Linked DNA regions of Homo sapiens: region 1 is linked to region 2. Evidence: read pairs that join two places in POLR2A ChIA-PET (ENCODE). Cell type or tissue: PC-9. All regions are shown on one strand. Links, peaks and the distances in the headings refer to the core of each region. The heading gives the core; the rest is flanking DNA. Region 1 has its middle 13 kb from the start of WFIKKN2. Region 2 overlaps CACNA1G (calcium voltage-gated channel subunit alpha1 G).

Region 1 (2,895 bases), core at 1-2,500, 260 kb after region 2:
ACCTGCCTCGGCCTCCCAAAGTGCTGGGATTAGAGGTGTAAGCCACTGTGCTTGGCCAGGTTTATATATCTTCATGCAAATAAAGTTCTTGATGGCCTCCCTCAATACCCCAGAGTTCCCAAAAAGGGACACAAATAAGTGCGCACACACACGCAGCACCAGCAGTCATGACACGCAGGTGAAGATGAGTTCTCCAAACTTTTAGCTGAATATGGTAGGGGTGCTGCTGATGGGAAGGAGACAGTGGGAATGAGAGGCTAAGTCCTCCCATGGCACAGCACAGTGCCCATGACAGCTGCCGCCTCCCAGGAATCAGCCTGCCACCAGGCCAGTTATTCAGCAGCTTTTCAGAGACACCTATGCTGCAGCTGTCATCTTGTTTCTTGCATGGAAGTGCTGACTAAAAGTCTAATAATTATTTTGTTAGTGGTCATTGCTGCTATAAGTGTGCTGCATAAATGTTTAAAAAGAGGGCCCAGGGGGCTCTGTTCTGCAGGATGGGGGTGGTTAAAGACGTCAAGAACTAGGCCTACTTTAAGAGATACACGTGAAATTTAGAAAATGACAAGAGGGTAAAACTGATTACTATCTTTGGAAACCCTTGGTGATATAGGATAAAAACAAGTATAACATGCCCAAATACAGGAAAAGTCATGTAACTAATAGAGATATCATTTGTCAGATTACTTATGCTCACATAGAAGGGGATATGATAGTCTGTACAGCTTATGCACATGAACTGCCAAAATGCAATGTGAAGGTTGGCCTGACAGATGACGCTGCAGCCTGTTGTACCAGCCTGTGCTGACCTGCAGGCTTCTCAATAGGTTCGGCATGGACAAGATCTATGATGGCCAAGAGAAGGTGACCAGAGATGAATTATAATGTGGAAAGCATTGATGGTCAGCCCGGTGCCTTCACCTGCTATTTGGATGCAGGCTTTGCCAGAACTACTATTGGCAATAAAGTTTTTGGGGCACTGAAGGGAGCTGTGGATGGAGGCTTGTCTATCCCTCACAGTACCAAATGATTCCCTGCTTATGATTCTGAAGGCAAGGAATTTAATGAAGAAGTACATCAGAAGTACATCATAGGTCAGAATGTTGCAGATTGGATGCATCACCTAATGGAAGAAAATAAAGATGCTTACAAGAAAGAGTTATCTCAATACATAAAGAACAGTGTAACTACAGACGTGGTGGAGGAGATGTGTAAGGAAGCTCATGCTGCTATACAAGAGAATCTAGCTGTGTTAGTCTGTTCTTGCACTGCTATAAAGAAATGCCCAAGACTGGACAATTTATGAAGAAAAGAGGTTTAATTGGCAGGCTATGCAGGAAACATAGCAGCTTCTGCTTCTGGGGAGGCCTCAGAAAACTTACAATCATGGCAGAAGGCAAAGGGGAAGCAGGCACGTCTTACATGGCTAGAGCAGGAGGAAGAGAGAGAGGGGGGAAGTGCTACATACTTTTAAACATCCAGAGCTCCCAATGACTTCCTCACTCACTATCACGAGAACAGCACTGAGAGGTGATGCCAAACCATTCATGAGAAACTACCCCCATGATCCAGTCATCCCCCACCAGGCCTCTCCTCCAACACTGGGGATTAAAATTTGACATGCAATTTGGTGGGGACACAGATGCCAACCATATCACCAGTCCATGAGAAGAAGCCCGAGAAAGAAGCTAAAAAGAGGAGATAGAACCGTCCCCAAATGTCCCTTGCCCAGAAGAAAGATTGGGTAGCTCAAAAGAAGGCAAGCTTGTTTTCTCTGAGCCCTCTCTTACAAGAGCAGAGGAGCAGACTGCTGAGGGCTAAACCAAACAACAATTTTCTTTCTTTCTTTTTTTTTTTTTTGAGATAGAGTCTTGTTCTGTCACCCAGGCTAGAGTTCAGTGGTGCGATCTTGGCTCAGGGCAACCTCCACCTCCCGGGTTCAAGCAATTCTCCTGCCTCAGCCTCCCCAGTAGCTGGGATTACAGGCAAACCCCACCACACCAGGCTAATTTTTGTATTTTTAGTAGAGACAGGGTTTCACCATGTTGGCCAGACTGGTCTTGAATGCCTGGCCTCAGTTGATCCGCCTGCCTTAGCCTCCCAAAGTGCTGAAATTACAGGCGTGGGACACCACGCCCGGCCCCAGACAACAATTTTCTATGAGGATTTTTCAGATAAAGACAATCAACATATTAAGCAATAAATAAATAGATAAGTAAATAAGGGGCCAGATATTTTAGGCCGCAAGGTCCCCAAATCTCCTTGCTATCCAGGGTGGGCCGGCAGTGAGAAAAGGTCACAGTCATGGCAGAGCATAGGTTCAAATACTGGCTTTGTGACTTTGAGTAGTTAACTTCTCTGTGCCTTAGTATTATCATCTATACAACAGAATAATAATGGTAGCCATAGTGCCTCTCCAGGGTAGTTGGTCCTGGGCCTCATTGCTTCAGTTTGTTGGGGATAATTGCTGTTGCACGTCCCTGCCAATGATTGGAGCAAGAACCAGGAGGGGAGAACAGGCCCCTCTCCCAGAGCAAAGTGAGAACAGATGCAGTCTCCTTTGCTGATAAGGAAAGAGTCCAGGAGGAGGGTAGCTGGAGAAGAGAGGGGGAGAGCAGGAGGGCAGGAATGAGAGGAAAAAGAAGAGGGATGGGGAGATGCATACACACATACGCACACACTCGGGGTTGTGCAGTTGGAGGCCCAGGAAGAAAAGATAAAGTGTAGTAATTTGGTTAGAGATGAGGAACCTCTGAGACCTCCATGGAGGCCCTAAGAATATTTCTGAACCCTTCATTCCCAGCTCCAACACCTCGGGGCACAGAACTAAGCTCTCAATGACCCCTTATTTCAAGTGCCACTCTCCATCTCAATGTACCACAAGGGGCAACAGAA
Region 2 (2,907 bases), core at 178-2,677:
ACCTTAGTGTCCAGAGGGAGGAAGGGTGGGCAAGAATCCTAGATAACCCGAAGTTTCTAAGGCAGAATCCCGAGCATGATGGCGCCACCCGGGAAGGAGCAGGTTTGGGAGAGGAGGCGAGAGGGTTTGTTTTGGATGCACTGAGTTTGAGATGGCTGTGGGCCATCCCAGGAGGGAGATCAGGCAGGCTCTGGATCTCTGGATGAGAAGCCAGGGGCTTGGAGAGATTGTTTAGTGTCGTCTACACCCCAGTGACAGCCAGAGAGGTAGGAGTGGGGGTACTGGTGGAGGGAGCGGGCTTAGACTGAACTCTGAGGAATGCTGGCCTGAGGGAAGAGAGGCGGTGAAATGAGCACTGGGAAGGGGAAGAGGTGGTTGCTCAGGGTCGGGGAAGCCAAGGGAGGCTCAGCTGCTGCTGAGGCATCCACTAAGAGGAGGGCTGGGAAGAGGGTCCCTGGACAGAGCTGGAGCTGTGGGGCCCAGAGTTCAGAACTGAATGAGTCTGGAGTCCCACAGAAGCTTTCTGCTTTTAGGCACGGGGGAAGGAGATTGGAGAAGTAATGGATGCAGGCATAACTGATAGGCCAGGGCCCAGGGGAGCCGGGGGCGGGGGTAGGGGGTGACAGGGGGGCGGCGGGGGAGCACATCAAAGAATCAAAGTGCAGGTGGAGGAACGGCTGGCTCCCTTCCAGGAGAGGAAGAGAGACAGTGGGATGCACAACACAGAGCTCTTTGGAGGAGGGACGTGGAGCCCCCCATGTAAGCCTGCAACGAGGGGCCAGGTGGGGAGTAGGGCTGGGGGCTGCAGAGTCCAGAAGGATTGAGGCAGCTCCTGGGGGAGAGAGGAGACCTAAGAAGGGAGGAACCAGGGACTGTGAATAAAGGCATGAAACAGCCATGGGGCCACCACCCACAGGGAATCACTTGTCCAGTCAGCACATGTTCGTGCCTCTCTCTAGCGATACTCAGCACTTCCAGAGCCGCAGAGGAGAGGAGGAGGGCAAGGGCACTTACCTGGGCTGGGGCTGGGCAGGGCAGGAGCTCTTGAAAGTCTTCGTCAGAAGGGCAGCCTTTATGTGGCCTACTGTGGCCCACCATGGGCTAGACGCTGTGCAGGTGGACAAGGCACAGGGGCTGCAGCTCCAGCATTTTATTATTTATTTATTTTAAGAGATGGAATCCTGATCTGCCCCCTGGGCTGGAATACAGTGGCTTGATCATGGCTCACTACAGCCTGGAACTTCTGGGCTCAAGCGATCCTCCCACCCCAGCCTCCCCAGTAGCTGGGACTACGGGCACCTGCCACCATGCCTGGCTATAGCTCCAGAATTTTAAGTAGCAGGGGCCTTGGGTCAGCTGTCTTGAAGCTGAGTGGGCACCGTGAGTGTGCTGTGCCTAGTTAGCTTGTGTGTTTACTTTTGAGGGCTTCGGGGAGCTGGGAAATATCATGTCACCTACACCCCAATGACAGTGGAGAGGTGGGAGTGGGGGTGCTGGTGGGGGGAATAAGCGTAGAATGAACTCTGAGGAATGTTGCCCTGAGGGCAGAGAGGCAGTGACTGTGGCTAAAGCCTCTCCTTGGCACTGCCTCTGATTAGGAGGCCCTGGGGGCACCATGACACCTAGCAGTGTGCCCAGTGGGCAGGAGGGCACAGGAGGGGGGATCCAAACTGGAGAGCTTCCGGGGGCTGGGGAAGACCAGGACCATGATCTACATGATGAGGCCTGTGAGATTTCCAGGAAACCTCCTGCCACCGAGGTGTTCCCTGACTTCCCACACCTCCTTGAAGACTTGCCTCCCACTGACCCAGTGACCCTCACTGCCTCACTGCAGCCTGTCTGTGCCCCTGTCCTGGGTGGGTGGGAGCAGCAGGCAGGCCCATCAGAAGCAGAGGTGAGGTGAGCTGAGGAGTCTGAACAGAAGAGCAGAGATTTCAGGGTCAGTGGAGCAGGTGGAAGCTGGGGCGATGGCAGCTGGCTGGGGTCGGGCTTGGGCAGAGCACGAGTGACTGGTCCAAGCCTCTGCTCAGCTCTGACGAGGCCTGTCCAGCCCCTCATGCCCTCTCTGCAAGAGGCACATCACTGTCTGCCAGAGCTGGCTCTCAGGCCTCCTGCCTGGACTGCTGCAGTATCCTAATTGGTTTCTGTCTCTACCCTCCAAGCCGTCCACACGCTGCCACCACTGCAGCCAGATTAATCTTCTTCATACACTGCTTTGTACATCTCCTTCCTCCCTTCCCACCCGCCCCCAGGGCCTCAGTGGCAGCGTGGTAGGCAGAGACTTGTCCAGAGGGAGCAGAGGAAGGCTGTTCCACCTGGCCCTGCCGACCTTGTAGCCTTCTCTCCCACCAGCCCCTCTCACCCTCTGATCTGGGCAGACAACTTGATTCTTGGTTCTGCACTGTGCCCTGCACACCCCTTCCCTTGCTGTCCCCAGCTGGGGACACCCTCCATGGACATCCTCCCAGGCTGTCCTCCCCACTGGCCCACTGACCTCAGCCGGGATTGAGCTCCCGTGGCTCCTGGGTTTTGCCCCCAGTGTGGTGTTTAGTTGCAGCCTTGCAGATATCGGTCCTGCCTTCTGTGAGCTTGGCCCTGGGGCTGGGGTTTCTCACAGCCTTTCACTCCTTTGTTCTGTAGAGCAGCCTCCCAGGAGGTAGTGTTACCCTGTTTAACAGAAGAGGCCACTGGGGATCTGAGAGGCAAAGGGAATTGCCCAAGGTCACATAGGAAGAAAGTCTCAGAGTTGGTGGCACCTTTCTAACACCAGTGTTTGGCACACAGAAGGCACTTTTAGGGCTAGTTGATGGAGCAGCTATGAGGCTTGGGGAGCCCCGGTGCTGGGAAGTACTGAGCAGCTTAACGCTGCTGCAAGGTGACAGCCGGAGGGGAGGGGAGTGGAGGTGT

What was found. Peaks named below come from ENCODE experiments on the same cell type or tissue, not always from the same donor. Only the 100,000 strongest peaks of a DNase experiment are listed, where the experiment ranks them.
Region 1: POLR2A ChIA-PET joins it to region 2 with 21 read pairs; 3 of 35 experiments call an interaction of 5 or more read pairs at or near these places.

Annotation. Positions count from the first base shown.
Region 1 is chr17:50,847,454-50,850,348 of GRCh38, forward strand. It overlaps the pseudogene RPL5P33. Among named protein-coding and RNA genes, the nearest start is that of WFIKKN2, 13 kb to the left of the region's middle. In PC-9, for the core only: no CTCF peak of the experiment used is centred there; no DNase peak of the experiment used is centred there.
Region 2 is chr17:50,583,994-50,586,900 of GRCh38, forward strand. The region is part of intron 9 of CACNA1G (calcium voltage-gated channel subunit alpha1 G); the gene reads left to right. Among named protein-coding and RNA genes, the nearest start is that of CACNA1G-AS1, 23 kb to the left of the region's middle. In PC-9, for the core only: no CTCF peak of the experiment used is centred there; a DNase peak (open chromatin) is centred at 1,578.